Linked DNA regions of Mus musculus: region 1 is linked to region 2. A link is a loop called in an ENCODE intact Hi-C map of the cell type or tissue named here. Cell type or tissue: heart. All regions are shown on one strand.

Region 1 (8,000 bases), 530 kb after region 2:
CTTACGTTCATTATTATTTTGGGAAGTATTCTCTGAATAACAGAAAATGTTTCAAAGATGGCCGGGAATGTAGCTAAGTGGCAAAATGTTTACCTCACACTGGTCCAATCACAGTATTATAAAAGAAACAAACAAAAGACAAAAATCCTTAAGTTTGCCGCTCAACCTGTCTGAGTACTCAGTTTCTGTTTGTGAAATGCAGATGATAACATCTGCTTCAGAGATACTGTGAAAATCACATGAGCGCATGCAAGTGTGGAAGACTCCTATCACAGGGTTGCCACAGAACTGCAAATAGTACTTCTTCCCCACTTGCTGCTTGAGGCTCATTATACGCTACTATTATAAGTATACTTATAAGTATACTGAAGTAATACTTCAGAAAAGCCACTTGATTAAGGTTTACTTGGTTTCGGGTGTAGCTCAGTGGTGAGCATGGGCGTGTACGGGCTCTAGGTTTGGTTCCTTACCTGGGTCTCTTTCCTTTCTCTGTCCTTTCCCTTTCTCTCCTCCTCTTCCTCCCCTCCCTTCCTTCTTTCCTTCCAGCCATAATACTTACTGAAACCACCACTGCCCATATTTTGTTCATCACAAGAAACAGTCATTGGTTTCTGGAAATTTCCTCACACTAGCACAGGATTCAATTTCTAATGGCCATGTGCATGCCACACACCACACATTAGGTCATTTATGCGGGCAGTACTTTCTGAACTGCCACAATAATTTATCAGTATTATATGTTCATGTTATATTTGCCTATTATTAGTCATTTACTTATAAATTTATGTTCCTTATCCAAAACACTCTCCTACACTATGAGAAGCACAATACTGAACATAAAGATTTTCAGTTTTACATTTCTGCTGCAGAGATGTATTCTATAAGTACTCAATAATTAACTGCTGAAAAATGTAAAAATGATCGAAATATACATTTATTTTTTAAACTGAGCCTATGTATTTTAAGCTTTAATTAAAAATAAGGAAACAGGGGTGCACTAAAAGTATTTAGCACATTCTCCAACTTTTGACTGCATTCCAATAAACCAAAGACCACAGTGCGCTTTCACCTGCTTTTCAACAGAGCTGTGAGACTCTCCGAGTTGAGCTGCTGCATTAAGGCCTCTCTCAGTGTCGGCAGCATGGACAGCACTGTCGCACAAACAGAAAACAAACATTCACAAAAGGCATGAGCACAGTCATGGGCTAGTCATACTGCTTTAAGCTATACAATAATAGTAGCTTACAATAATAACAGATTCAAACAATTCCAGATCAAAATATTCAAAACTTGTGTCTGTATTGGACATACTTTCTTTTCTTGGTATTATTCCCTAGATAACATAATAACTACCATTTACATTTTATTACACAGTAAAAGGACTCTAGAAATGATTCCAAGTATATGGACCGCTAACTACAAGTCATTGGATGCATAATATTTCACTTAATGTAACAGTTAAACATCCTCAGAGTTTGGAATCAATTCTTCATGACTAATAAGGGAAAAGTGCAAGTCACCTTACAAATAAACAAACAAAAAAATCCTATATTCAGCAAACAGAGTTCATGGAGAACTCGTTTCACAACTCCGGGCTATAACAATCTAATCTGAAGACTCTTTCTGATTCTTCTGTTCCCCCCTAGCCATCTGTATGAACAATGAGCAGATATCTTCAGTCATCTGTTCTCTGTAACATTTTAAAACTTCTATTTATTTCACATGTATATGTATGCGTGCATGCCTGAATGTGCATCGTATATGTGTAGGAGCCAGTGGAGGTCAGAAAAGGCGGCTGCATTCCCTGGAACTAGAGTTACACATGACTATGAGCTACCATGTGAATGCTGGGACCCAAACACAGGTCTTCTACAAAAGTAGTAAGGATTCTTAACTTCTGAGCCACCTTTCCACCCGCCATGCTAAACATTTCTAATCCAGACACAAATCACAAAAAGATCTGCAGGTTTGAATCTGTCCCTCAGTTTTCTCATCTGTAAATCGAAGCTAACACAGGGCCTGCCTATAGAACTGCACTGGGATTAAGGTATTTATAATGTTTACAGAAGTACTCATCAGCTCATGGAAATAGCCTGGCTACTGTGACCATGCTTTTTGATGTAAAATCTTCTTGGCACGGAAGACACAGGAACGTGCTTGCATTGACTACCGGATTGTATACTCTGATCCTTTACGCAATCACATTCATCACTACGGCCCTGTTACTGTACTTAATAGTAAGTACTTCCAGGAGTCACAATGGACTGTTTGTTCATTATACTTTGTGTTTGATTTGAATTTCCAATGTTTATTCAATATTACGCATCATTCTGAATCTGTAAAATTGACTCATCATACAAAACAAGTCATCTATAACACTCCAAAAAACAAAGAGTATTTTGTATTCTGAAACTTTATCAGTGGTGTCAGCTATGCACGTAAACAAACATCATGTCATGTGTAAATTTACTGAGCTTCTCCCCTCAGTCTTTAGTAAACTCACAGTCAAGAAAGACAAAGGACAAAGCCCTGAAGTGCTCCATTATCTTACAACACTTAGACTGATACTGACCTCGCCTGTAGGAAAACTGAAGCCCTCCATGCCTGTGCTCTACCCACCAAAGATTTCCAGGGTACAAGTTTAATCACATTATTTGTAGTTTGTCAAGCTTTTTAGAGAACCTGTATTTTACCTCCTAGTGATCATGCTATGCTATTTTTAACTGTCTGTAGTGGGATATCTGCTGAGGATTGTGATGGTCACGGCATGTGCCAGCTCCATCTTCTAAGAGCAGCAGGATGAACCAGCAGATTCATTACTATGTTCATACCGCTCTTAGCTCATAGTACTCAGGTAGGAACTCCTCCAGGGAACTGGACCTGCTAATTCACCAAGCTTTCTTAAACTGGGAAGAATCATTTCAGGCTTTTAATTTTTTAGGCACAGTCTCACTATAACTATATTGGAACATGGCTAAAAAGACTAGGCTAGCCTTGAACCCATAAAGAATTGTTTGTCTCTGCCTCCTAAGTACTGGGGCTAAAAGTATGCACCACTACGCCTGGCCCAGGTATTTCTTACCTCAACGTCTTTCTTTCACAAGAGTCAGAGACCTTCTTTCCTCTTCCTGCCCCCTCTCTATTAGTCTTCATAGGCATTTTCCCAAGACACTGCTTACACACCTTTCCATTTGATTCTGGGAGGCCCAATATGGCACAGGATTTTGTCAGACTGAGAGGTATTCTGCGATCCCAAAGTAACCTTTCACCATTTTATGAAAACTTGCACACTAATCTGAAACAGACTATTCCTACCCTCTAACCATTCACTGAGATGTATGTCCTCAGGAGCACCAGCATGTTCAACATGATTTGTAAGTCCACATGCTGAGGAGTGCCTATGTCCCAAGCATCTTATGTGCAGTATCTTGCTCTCTTCTCACAAACCACTTCTCTTTTTTAAGCAGGGACTGGCTATAAGGCCACCTGGCATCAAACTCGGAACAATCTTCCTGCCTAAGTATCCCAAGTGCTAGGATGTAGAGCAGACTCCTTTGTACATGCTAGGCAAGCACTCTTTGCCAGCTGAGCTACACTCCTGATCCTTCCCAGTACAGTTCTGAAGTAAATTTAGGAAGGCCATTTTACGGGAAGAGCTGAGGTTTAGGTTAGCTCAAGAACACAGATAATACAAATCAAACAGGAAACTGCTCTGGTGACCAGCCTCTCCCTAGAGCCTCTGTCAACCTGGTTGTGCACTTGAGCTGTCACTGTGGACAGCAGTTTTGAATAGGGTTTCACAGAACAGAGGCATCTGACTAGGTAGGATCACTTCAAATATAAAAGTCACATGTTGTTGTGAACTTCTCTTCTCTTTGTGAGCTTAGCTTTTCCATCTAGAAAATGAGGCAAGTGAGCTAGCAATAAAGTTCTCTCAAATCTAGAGAAAAATTCTACTTGTAAAGCTGAATCAGATACACGTAGCTCTGTAAATTCCTTCTAAAGTAAGTATCCTTGAAAAGAAGTGTTAGGGAGTTAGAAAAAAAAAAAGCTGTACATAGTAAAAAGAATAGACCTGACATAGATTTGAGAAACTAGTTTTCAGGCATTACACCAGTTAGAACCTAACTCCTTGCTCTCTTCAAACATGAGCAGGTTGATTGTATTGTGGCTTTTTCCCAGTAGGTTTCTGGCTCTGGTAGTTACATTATTACCATGAATTAATTAACACAATAGAGTTAAGACTCTTGGCTGTGATCTACAAGGCCTCTTTCCACAGTAGCACGTCCCTCTCTGGCTCCAGCGCCTGTGTGCTGTTTCTGTAATGTTTCTAGCATATTCTCATCTCAGGCATGTGCTCTCCCTACTGTACTGAGTGAGGCTTTTCTGCACACGCCATCTGGGCAGAGGTGTGAGCCCCAGACCACACTCCTTCCAGCTTTCCTCTCTGTACTGGATCCATAGCAGCCTAAGGTCACTTACTGGCTGTTTGCCATCTTTTCACCAGAAGAGCTGCCAGAGCTCAGGGGACCTTACTCTGTTTACTGCCTACTCCCTCAAGGAGTGGCAGGCACTGTGGATACATAAATCCATGAATGAATATATAAAATGAGTATTCATACTGTTTTTAAAATCCACAATGAAATTATGTATCTCTGTTAACAGGACTACTGAGATTTAGCATGCTTTCCTCAGCTTTTCCATAAACTGGAGCCTGAGACCGGGAATTAAAGCAAACCGACAAGCACTTTAACATACAAATTGTGTGTGTGTGTGTGCGCGCGCGCATGCTTACCTGTCATATTGCAAGTCCTCTGGTTGCTTTCAAAATGGTACTGTCGCCGAGCTTGGGCAATGTATTCTGCAGCTTCTCTTTCTTGTATTTCTCTAATTTTTTTCTGTCCATATTTTCCCAGGATATATACTCCTAAAATCATTAAAAAACAAAAAAGTAGTATATTAACTAGAGTACTAAAAATTCCAACCAATATTTAAGCAATAAATCCCAATAATTCCAATAAATTTTTGATTAAATTATGAGGTTTATATTAGGGTCAACCTCAGAATTACAGCTTCTCAAAAACTTTTATTAAAGAACTGAAAAAGGGAAGGAGATTGTAGTATTTATTTATTTATATTATATGTATAAATATATTTTAATATAGCCAGTAAGTAAAGAAGAGATTGGCAGACAAGCAGCAGAAAGGCACTGAATTTATAAAGTCTGGCAGCATCTTTAATAGTTAACTGAAGATATTCTAAACATTCAGCAACAGAGGATTATTTAAATAAATCATGATCTATTCACATAATGGTATCTTATGCAGCTATTAAAAACCACATTGCTAAATAGTTAATGACTCAAGGAAAGATCTACTTTATACTATTAGGTGATAAAATAACATCCAGGAAGTTTGTATTTTAATAGAATAGATACACAGAAAATTACATATTTAATTTCTAAAGTAAAATAAACTGTGATAATTGGGATTTTGTTTGCTTTTCTATATTTTCCATGTTTTCTTCAGTGACAAAGTTCATATAACTTTACAAATCTCTACAATAAAAGATTTAAAGGAATGAAAGAAAGGTATATAGTCAGGAAGACATGTATTTATCCACCCATGTTTTAGAAAAAAGTCTGAGAAAATAAGAAAATGTAATCTACTTTATCTAAAACTTACTAACTCAAATGACAAAGGGAGCAGGAAGACAGCATCATAAGACAACAGTATAAAATATGGCAGGGTTGTGTGGTCTTCAGCACAGACAAGGTAAGTGAGTGCAGTTTTGTCATATACTGGGGGAGTGACCATTGGTTTTCTTAAGTGGGAATATGATGAACATTCCAGTGTTAAAATGTGATCAGTATACACTGGCAGTCATAGCCTCTTCTTTATTTTGGACAATTCCACATATGCATACAACACACTGAGCTCACAGTCACCCCTGTCCCTATTACCCACTCTTATTTCTCTCCCACTCCTGCTGATGCACTATTTTTCTGAAGCAGTCCCCCACACAAGATGGCGTGTTTTAATAAGCCATTTCTGATTAGCATCAGATAGTTTACTAAACAGTACAATGACTAGCAGGAGTCAGTAAGTGTCTAAGACACTTGATTAGCTGAAACATTTTAGTACTATTTCTACAAACATGGATGTAGCTTTAGGAAGGCCGTTCTCCTTTTTCCGGCTTAACCTGGAACCCAGGAAAGTCTTCCAAATCCAGAGTTACAGCAATGATAGTGTCTGTCACCTTTGTTTTGGGTACATGATTTTGTCAGAGTGCCAAAGAATACCAGAATTCAACAAGCTGCATTACTGTTTTGTCTTTGCTAATAAGTGCCGATGTGTGCCAGAACTTGCTTTCATTATAAATTCTGGCGGCAAGGGCTCAGGGGGCTAACCATTTCTCACTTATCTCCACTGTCTGTGGCTTACAGTATCTCCCCAAAGGCCACAAGGATTATGTACATCTAGTTGGAGTTGGTCTGTTTCTCACAAGCAAAGAAAAGGTAGTCATCAGGAACTGCAAAGCAAACATATCCTAAACTATTTTTACTAAGACAGATGTTGTAGATGATCTAACAGATTATATATCTTTAGATAGTTCCACAAAATTCTGTGCTAAATAGGAATCGTATGGTTGTTGTTACTACACATGTAAATACATGCACTATAACTAACCTTCAAGAGCAAACAGAAACTCATAAAAGCTGTTCATCAGTTGTCTTTCTGTAGCATGACAGCAGCACAGCCACACCATCCAGCTGAGGCAGGAGAGTAGCCTGGGATGTACTATGAGAACCTATTCCCCCTCCCTCCTCACCAAGATCCCAAGAGAATGAAGAAACTAACTTTGATTAGGCAAAGTGACCCTCCAACAGGCAATTCTGGTTCAACTAGTTCCGAACGCATTGCTTGTATCTTATCTCCATACCATATCACAGAAGGTTACATACACTGCGATTATTATCTCTCGTTATATTGTAAAACGAATCATTGATGTGACACTCTTTACTTGGTAACTGCAGTATAGTCTAGCTAAAGCTAAAAAGGAAAATAATTTGTTAAGGGCTAAATTGTGTCCACTCCTGGCTTGTGCCATCAGCTGATATATTGAAGGCCTAGCACCTTAGAATATAAGGTCGATACAAAGTGAGATCAATGGGCCTCGACCCAACATGGCCAGAGTCCTGAGAAGAACACAAAATTTAGACAAAGATATGTGTAGAGAAAAGACAATTTGCGAGCTCCTAGAAGCTCTGTGGCTTTATAACAGTCGGTATTCAGTTACAGAAGACAGCGTGAAACAAGATGATCATCATGTGGCACAGCCTAGTACAGATCCCTTTTAAGTGACTGAAGAAACAAACTCTACAGACACCTTGATCAGGGCTATTAACTTCAAAAGTATAAGGTACATTTTAATTTTGTAAATTTCTCCTTTGGTAGGTTTTTACTGTGGAAGCACCAGAGAAGTCACACATGAGATCAGGCTTAAGTCCTAGACACACTGTTTTACCTTAGTTATCACTGATATTGCTAGTCAAGGTCTAGTTTACTTAGGATCCCGTATACAAAATTCACAAACTGACTCCTTCTAATGTTTCTCTAGGAAATACTAAAGAAAGAAAGAAAACGATCATTAGCTAGCACAGACTCGGGGCTGTATATGCTTCTCTGCCAGGCTGACTCTAGGACTAGAAAACAGGCATTAATGATGGCTCTTGGTCAGCAAGTGAGGTAACTTGGAGCAGGTCACTTACTCCCTCTGGATATACATCTTTTTCGTGTGTAAAATCAAATAGCTTTACCAAAAAAAAAAAAAAAAAAAAAAAAAGTGAAAATGTTTCGACATTTCCTTGCATGGCCAATTAAGCAAAATATCTTTGTATAAATCATTTGTTTTAAAACCATCTCTCAGGCTTGTCTTCCAGGATAAAGATTTCTATAGCACAACTATTTTCAATAACAATTTGAAATAATCCATCAACA
Region 2 (8,000 bases):
GTTGGAATGGGTGTGTCACTGTGGGTGTGGGCATAAGATCCTCACCCTAGTTGCCTGGAAGTCAGTCTTCCACTAGCAGCCTTTGGATGAAGACATAGGACTCTCAGCTCTGCCTGTGCCATGCCTGTCTAGATGTTGCCATGCTCCCACCTTGATAATGGACTGAACCTCTGAACCTGTAAGCCAGCCCCAATTAAATGTTGTTTTTATAAGACTTGACTTGGTCATGGTGTCTGTTCACAGCAGTAAAACCCTAACTAAGACAACACCCTATCAATCTCATGATATAGTAGGTCTTCAAGGGCAAAAATGTCACAAAGCTAGTGATCGTATTGCTTTATCAAGGACCCCCCCCACCCCCAAATGCTGTATGTAGCCTAGGATGGTCTCAGTGACTGCCAATTCATTGCCTTCTTGCCTCGGCCTCCTGCGTGCTGGGTTTACAGGCACATCCCTTTGCTTGCCTTACAGCTCAGACACTCAGAAGGGAAACAGTTCTGTCCGTTTCCACCGAGCAGCTGAGGCAGAGTGTTCCCACCACTGCTGTAATCTCGATGCCATTGTCCTGACTCGCACCCAGTCACTTTTACTGATGTTGCTTTTGTGTAATCTGTGCAAATATTAACTGTGGTGAGAAAACGCTAATGAACTCGGGTTTTGATTACGGGAAGAGTTTGACTACAGATTCCCTGAAATGCAACCTTACTCACAGCACCTTACTGCGTTTCCCGAGTGACTGATGGTAGATTAAATAATAGATACTTCGGTATCTGACAGATATTTTCTCAAAAATGAGTGAAATGAGCTGTCACTTCGGGAAAGCTGCTAAATTGCTACTTTGGAGGGACCCTGTGGATGCTGCATTGAGAGTACACAGGCAAAGTGAAGGAGAACCATTTGTAAGTGTTCATGCAATTAACATGTCAATGCCAATGCTCGGCTCCACCCCACTCTCCTCAGAGAGGAAAAGTTGCACTGTGAATCACCGCTTCAGAAAACTTGATACAGAATCCAAAGTGTTGCTCAGGTGAACTCTCCTTGGAGGCTGCAGCAAGAAAGCCTGAGGGGTAATGACACTTACACTAGAGAAAAAGAGGGCAGGCCTGGAGCTACAGAGCCGAGTGACACATGTGCTAAACCGGTGGCTCGAAACCTGTCTGTGGGTTTCGAACCCTTGAGGGGGGGGGTCAAACAACCCTTTCACAGGGGTCACCTACAAACACAGATATTTACACTGTGATTTATAACAGAAGCAAAATTACAGTTACAAAGTATCAATGATTATAATTTTATGGTTGGGGTCACCACAACATGAGGAAGGGCATTAAAGGGTCACAGCATCAGGAAGGTTGCGAACCACTGCACTAAACTCAGGAGTGCATCCATTCAGAACTGCAAAATTTGAGGCGGGACTTAGTAATTTAGTGAAAGGCTGCTTAAGCCGGCTAGGGTTTGTCTTGTAAAATGGCAAAGTCAAAGATTTTATTCTGTTTTATTAGCTTATTTATTTCGTGAACAGTGTCTGGCAGATCCGAACATATCCGATAAAAGCTGAAGGGTCAGTGTGGAAAGACGGGACTTAGTCCAGGAAATCTGCTGTGGACTGTGTGCTTCACACAGTCTCCACTCTCACTAAGACAGGTAATGCAGGAGAGGCAGATCACCGAGAGCATCGTCCTGTCACAGCAGTCTCAGCTAACGCTGGGAAGCCCCTGTGTGCTCAGCACTTCATTGTCTAGCTTACATAATTTCTATTTAACACATGCACGAGAGTCAGAGAAATGTATTTGCCCAGAGTTATATATAGCTTACTAGCCAAGCCTGGATTATTTATTATATTGCATTTTTATTGTTATCTGAACTGTATCATTATTATCTGAACATGTATTACTATTATTAGTTAGTCCTGGATGATGATGATGATGATTCAATACACCAGTTAGAGCTTTGTCAACAGCACAAATTAATGTCATCTAGGAAGGAGGAGCCTTGAGGAGGAGGAGTGTGTCAATGCCTCCATCGGATTGGCCTGCAGGTAAGTCTAAGGGGGCATTTTCTTGTTTAATTATTGATATAGGAGGCCACACCCATTGTGGGCGGTGCCACCCCGAGGCAGGTGGCCTTGGAAGGGATAAGAAAGGTAGTTGAGGGCTGGAGAGATGGCTCAGTGGTTAAGAACACTGGTTGCTCTTCCAGAGGTCCTAGGTTTGATTTTTTTGTTTGTTTGTTTGTTTTTGTTTTTTGAGACAGGGTTTCTCTGTATAGCCTTGGCTGTCCTGGAACTCACTTCATAGACCAGGCTGGCCTCGAACTCAGAAATCCACCTGCCTCTGCCTGCCGAGTGCTGGGATTAAAGGCGTGCGCCACCACGCCCAGCTAGGTTTGATTTCTTATAACCTACGATAACTCCAGATGATCTGACGGGCTCTTCTGTCTGCTGTGGGCACCTTCATGCATGAAGGCAAAGCATACACACACATAATAAGCAAATAGCATTTGAATTCATCTTTAGAAAGAAAGATACAGAAAGGTAGCTGAGTGTAAGCCTACTCTCTCTGCTTGACTTATAACCTTCACGTTCCTGTCTTGAGTCCATGCCTGCCTAACCTCCATGGTAGGCGATAAACTGGATGGGGAATGTACCCTTCCCTCCTCATGTTGCTTTTGGTCATGGTGTTTATCACAGCATTAGAAAGCCAACCAGAACATTGCTAAGCCTGGATTCTCAATAGTAACTAAGTCTGGATTACAGCCAGTTATTCTAGCTGCAAAGTCCAAATCTCAACTATATAATCACCCCCAAGTAGATTTAATGTGGGAAAATACTATTGGGATAATTTAGTACTTTTTGTTGTGGTAGGTAGTAGTTCTTTGGTTTGGTTTGTTTGTTTCCAGATACAATCTCACGGTGTAGCCTTGGCTGGCTTGAAACCTGCTATGTAGACTACACTGGCTTAGAAACCACAGAGATCCACCTGCCTCTGCCAGGACTGAAGGTGTGCACTGCCACATCTGGCTCAATTCATCAGTTTTTATCTCAGACTTTAAAGATACACGTGTTTTGTGCTGCTTTGTTTTGGTTTTTGAGACAGGGTTTCTCTGCATAGCCTTGGTTGTCCTAGAACTCTCTCTGTAGACCAGGCTGGCTTCGAACACACAGAGTTCCATCTGCCTGTCTACCGAGCGCTGGGATTAAAGGTAGAAATATGAAAACCTTAGAGGCTTGTACCAAGGAGTATGAGACCACATGAAATATCTCATCTACATAAACCAAAGCTGTATGAATCTTTATCAGTTAGAGTGGCAACACTCATGGTGGAGGAAATAATTTTGTAATGACAATTCTCATTTAAGGATCAGAAAATGAAGTGCATCTCAGAAGCTAAAAAGCTGTCCTAATACGTTTAGTTGTTTCAGGCATTCTTAGAGTAATGTCTGTGTTGACCACTGGAGGGCAGTATAGGATAGGAGTTACTTTTTTAGAACCGCTCTGCACAAAGGACTCCTGCTGACTTCAGCAAGGAATCAAGTTTCTTTGCCTAAACTTGGAAACTGCTCTATACCACACAGCACACCGGGCCAGTTTCCATTAGATAAACCCACATCATCCTTTTCTGTTATAGACCACTGCGTATGTTGTTGTTTGACTGGTTTGGTTCTTCTAGACAGGGTTTCTCTGTGTAACAGAGTCCTGGCTGTCCTAGACTTGACTATGTAGACCAGGCTGGCCTCAAAGTCATAGAGATCTGCCTGCCTCTGCCTCCGGAGTGCTGGGATTAAAGGCGTGCCGCCAAGCTCAGCTTGGTGTTTTTTTTTTTTTTTTGAGAACGGGCCTTGCTACGTAATTTCTGCCCTAAGATTATAGGCCCGTCCATCATGCTAGGCTCAAGACATCTCAACTATGGCCCTGCTTTCTAAGACAGTCTTAGGTTGCCTGGTTTCTGGTCTTGAACTCCCAATCTTCCGGCCTTTGACTCCTGAGCTCTGAGGTTGCAGATCTGTACCGCCACACCTGGCTATCATTTCTTATTTCTTACTATGGATTAAAAGGCTCTTCAGTCTCTGGCGCCTGTTTTTATACAGCTAGAAAAGCAAGTTCTAAGTCCTAGAATGGTAGCCATCACATCTTCTAGGATTTGTCAAGTATCACTCTTCCAATGACTTACATAGTATGATCTCATTTAATCTCAGCAGACTTGGGCAAGTTATGACATTAGACCAGTAGGCAAACACATTTGCCTAAGAATTTCATGAATTCATCATTTTTAATAGGTGAGTAGTACTCCATTGTGTAAATGTACCACATTTTCTGTATCCATTCCTCCGTTGAGGGGCATCTGGGTTCTTTCCAGCCTCTGGCTATTATAAATAAGGCTGCTATGAACATAGTGGAGCATGTATCCTTGTTATATGTTGGAGCATCTTCTGGGTATATACCCAGCAGTGGTATAACTCGGTCCTCAGTCCTTTTTTTTTTTTTTTTTTTTGAGGAACTGCCAAACTGAGAGGAAATGTATCCTTAAGATTGTCCTGTAGGTAAATCTGTGATGAGGTGTGTGGGGCCCCGCCCATTGTGGGTGGTGCTGTCAGTTGGCTTGTGGACCTGGAGTCCATAAGAAAGCAGGCTGAAGTGCTGTTGCAGGGGCCCATGTTGATGTGAGTGGCCTGTGTGGCGCCCTGAGGCAGGGTTGTCCTTCACGAATGCCTGATAGCCACTTCTAGAAGGCCCAGCAGTGACACTTTGGTTCATTAAACAGGGTGTCCTCAAGAACTTGAGTGCTCTTATTTTCCAGAGCTTAGCCAGAGAAGCGTCTGCCTTCTTTCATGGAGGTCCACATAGTGGTAAGCACAGGTCCAAAGCCATCAAGATGGATATCCCACGACACCTATGCTCTTCTCGGGCTTCTGCTCCCACGGAGCCATCTGTACTGACATTTTCTTGAGGGTCATAGAGCTCGGCAATGAGGATCGACCCTCAGGGCTCAACACAGAGCAAACTGTGCTAACCAATGAGAGTTTGATTTCTTGGTCTACACCTGGCCCAACTGGCAGTGCTGTGAATAGATGCCAGCCTCTTGATACTGTCCCTTGGCCAGCTGTGGTACAGACCCAGGACTATCACACCCTTGGGGAAGAAGTGCAAGGACCCATGAAGGAGGCGCTGAGAGATCTGGTCCTTGTGCAATCCCCAGTCACGGGTCGGAAGCTCCTTGTGAGACTGCTCTGCAGCCTCTTGGCACACCTTTGACAAGGAAAATACAGTTCTCAATCATTAAAAACAAACAAATAAGCAAACAAAACAAAACAAAACAAAACAAAGAACAAGTCCCAGCCCTGCTCTGCATCTGGTTGCTAAAAGAACCCGCTGACTCTTCTTGTGCCCAGCAGAGGGCGAACGGGGGCTGTGCAGCATGGAAAAGTGGGGCCTCCCCTCCCTTCAGGGTATGCCACCATTGTCTGTGTCCTGCAGGATTCTACAAGGTGGAATGGGTAGGCAATGTCTATCATCTTTTCCAGGGGAGCCTTACCCTCTTGGAATGGAAATGACTGAGTCGGGAGCCCTGGGCTGCTTTTTGCAAGCCGGTAACTCATAACACATCGCTCCACGCCTACAAAAAGATTGTATATTAAAACACACCTAAATACACCATTTCAAAGGATCATCATGAGTGTGGAGTGGTCTAGTGTTCGTGTTTGACACTAAATGCTCCGCCATTGATAAACCCCTGTTGTCTTTTTTACTTTTTGACAAAATCTTTTGGAGCTAAGGCTGGTCTCAAAATGCAAAATGCCCTTGAGCTTCTGGTCCTCCTACAACCTACAAGTGCTGGGATTATAGGCACGTGCAACCATGCCTAGTTTTCTGCAGTGGTGGGGGATGGATGCCAGGATTTCACGCATGGGTAAGCACTTCCAACCGAGCTGCATTACCACCTCCAGTACCACCTTGTGACATAACATACACACAGGTTTCTTTCCAAGGGACAAGGCGTCCTGCCCTCACTGATTTGTGGCAAGTTCTCTCTCACACACTACACTGATGTCGGGCTCTTCAGGGGGACAGTGGTTCCATCTGGATAGCTGTGTCAGAGCAGTAGCAGAACACATAAGATTCTAGAGTCTAGAAATTTCCATGTTGGACTTGAATAAGTCCCCATCACCTCCTTAAGCTTCTGACTCCCTTGGACAAAGAAATTCCGGTTTGGTTTGGTTTGGTTTTCTTCTGCAAACTTCTCTTCAGGAACAGCCAGGACACACAGGAGTTCTGCATTCATTGTCTTCTGGAACTGGGTTGGCCAGTCTAGGGTGTCCTTCTGCCCTGGAGGGCACATGAGTTTCTTCCAGGCCTCTTGCTTTCTTCTGTGTTGAGGAGTGTGGAGCCATCAGCACCAGCCCCAACTCTAGCAGGGTCTCCCACCTCTCCCCATGACAGACCAGGAGTTTGGGAATTAGCACTACATGTTCCCACAAGGTGGGGGAGACTTTCTCACTTCTGAGTCCGGAGGCTTCTTCTGCATATTCTAAGAGCTCTATAGGTTCATCCTCACAGGGACCCAAGGAATTGAAAGAGGACAGAAAGGCATAGAGTCACTCTCCTTGGGAGGCCCCACGTCCGCCCCAGAGACCAGCAACCAACTCTGCAAACAGGGATTTGCCTAGCATCAATCCCAGCCTGGGACTCAATGCCTCTGGACCCCTCTGCACCGAGACTTGTGTGCTGGCAGCCAGGGCCTGTCTCCTAGAGTTCACAGCCTGTCCTTAGTCAATAAACACATTAAAACATGCAAGCACATATGTAAATATATGACTTCACATTCACAGAGTCCAGCCTGGCTGTGGATTAGGCACAAGGCAAAGATGGTTTCTCTTTGTCTTTGTTGTCACTGAGCTGGGTAGGTTTTTGTTTCTATGTTAAATAGTCTGAGCTGGAGGCCAGCAGCTATCTCTTGAGGAGCTGGGCATGTAGAATATTTCAGGCTTACCCCCAGGAAGCTGTGGTATCCCTCGCAAATGGAACCAGCGGTGGTAGGGGGGGTGAGGGGGTTGTCAGCTTGGTCAGGAGCTTCCACCATGAATATGTGCACACGTCCCACACCAGAGCTGGTGTGAACCCATTGTCAGCAAAGCCTGGAGTTATCAGCTCCCCCTAAACATCTGACTCTAGATCACTTTCCTAGGGCTGGCTTGGTCCTCCCGAGTCCCATGACTTACCTCCAGGAGTAGGGACTTGGGACACTGCCTTCTGTCCTCTGCTCGCATCCCTGAAGAATACGGCCTTATATGCTAAAGTGTGTTCAGTAATTTGGACTCATGTGGCATGGGGCACACTCCTCTGTGAACATGCCAGGAGCACCTAGATGAGGGAGGTGAGCCATGGGCCTTCCCAGTCACCAGAGAGGAGGTGCCCCAGGGTGATAGCTCTCCAATAGGAATTACATCTCAATGGCCAGGTGTGCAATGGAGATGGGCATGGAACTAGAAGCGTCAGGGCGGCATGCAGGAGAATTAGGCAGAGAATCCCTCCAAGCCTTCCAGGTGGAGTGATGGGTTAAATGAGGGAGATGTAGCCCTGTTTGCCTGTCTTCTATCTGCGGTTTGGAGGTATGGACAGGTCCTGGGAATCTCTCAGACATCTTAGAGCTCAACCTAGGAGGTCTGAGTCTCCTTCTGCTCAGACAGTCTCACTCCTGTGCACTCAATGAATATGGAGAAGGAGGTCTGAGTCTCCTTCTGCTCAGACAGTCTCACTCCTGTGCACTTAGTGAATATGGAGAAGCCAAGATGATGTCTACATAGAGCCTTCAACCATTTGTTTGGTACAGGAAGGTGCTCTGCATGTGACTAAAAGAACAATGTCATCACCAAGTCAGCCAGAAACTCTCCAGTCTACCACTACCATTATTTGGTGTTTTGCCTGCCAGATGTACTAGTGCAATGGTGTCACATCATTTGTAGGAGTAACCAATCAGTATCTGATTTGACCTAAGGCTCACCCTAGA

What was found. Hi-C counts contacts between places; a loop is a spot of excess contacts. Peaks named below come from ENCODE experiments on the same cell type or tissue, not always from the same donor. Only the 100,000 strongest peaks of a DNase experiment are listed, where the experiment ranks them.
Region 1: a loop joins it to region 2, with 3.0 times the contacts of the local background. A loop is called at or near these places in 5 of 42 quality-filtered maps.

What each region holds. Positions count from the first base shown.
Region 1 is chr10:13,541,555-13,549,554 of GRCm38, forward strand. It overlaps Pex3 (peroxisomal biogenesis factor 3), which reads right to left. Exons shown (of 12, transcript NM_019961.3): 2 at 4,796-4,927; 3 at 1,070-1,151. Among named protein-coding and RNA genes, the nearest start is that of Adat2, 7.4 kb to the right of the region's middle. In heart, no CTCF peak of the experiment used is centred here; no DNase peak of the experiment used is centred here.
Region 2 is chr10:13,013,274-13,021,273 of GRCm38, forward strand. No RefSeq gene overlaps it. Among named protein-coding and RNA genes, the nearest start is that of Sf3b5, 8.8 kb to the left of the region's middle. In heart, CTCF peaks have their summits at 3,444 (motif pointing right) and 5,387 (motif pointing right); no DNase peak of the experiment used is centred here; H3K27ac peaks cover 2,029 bases.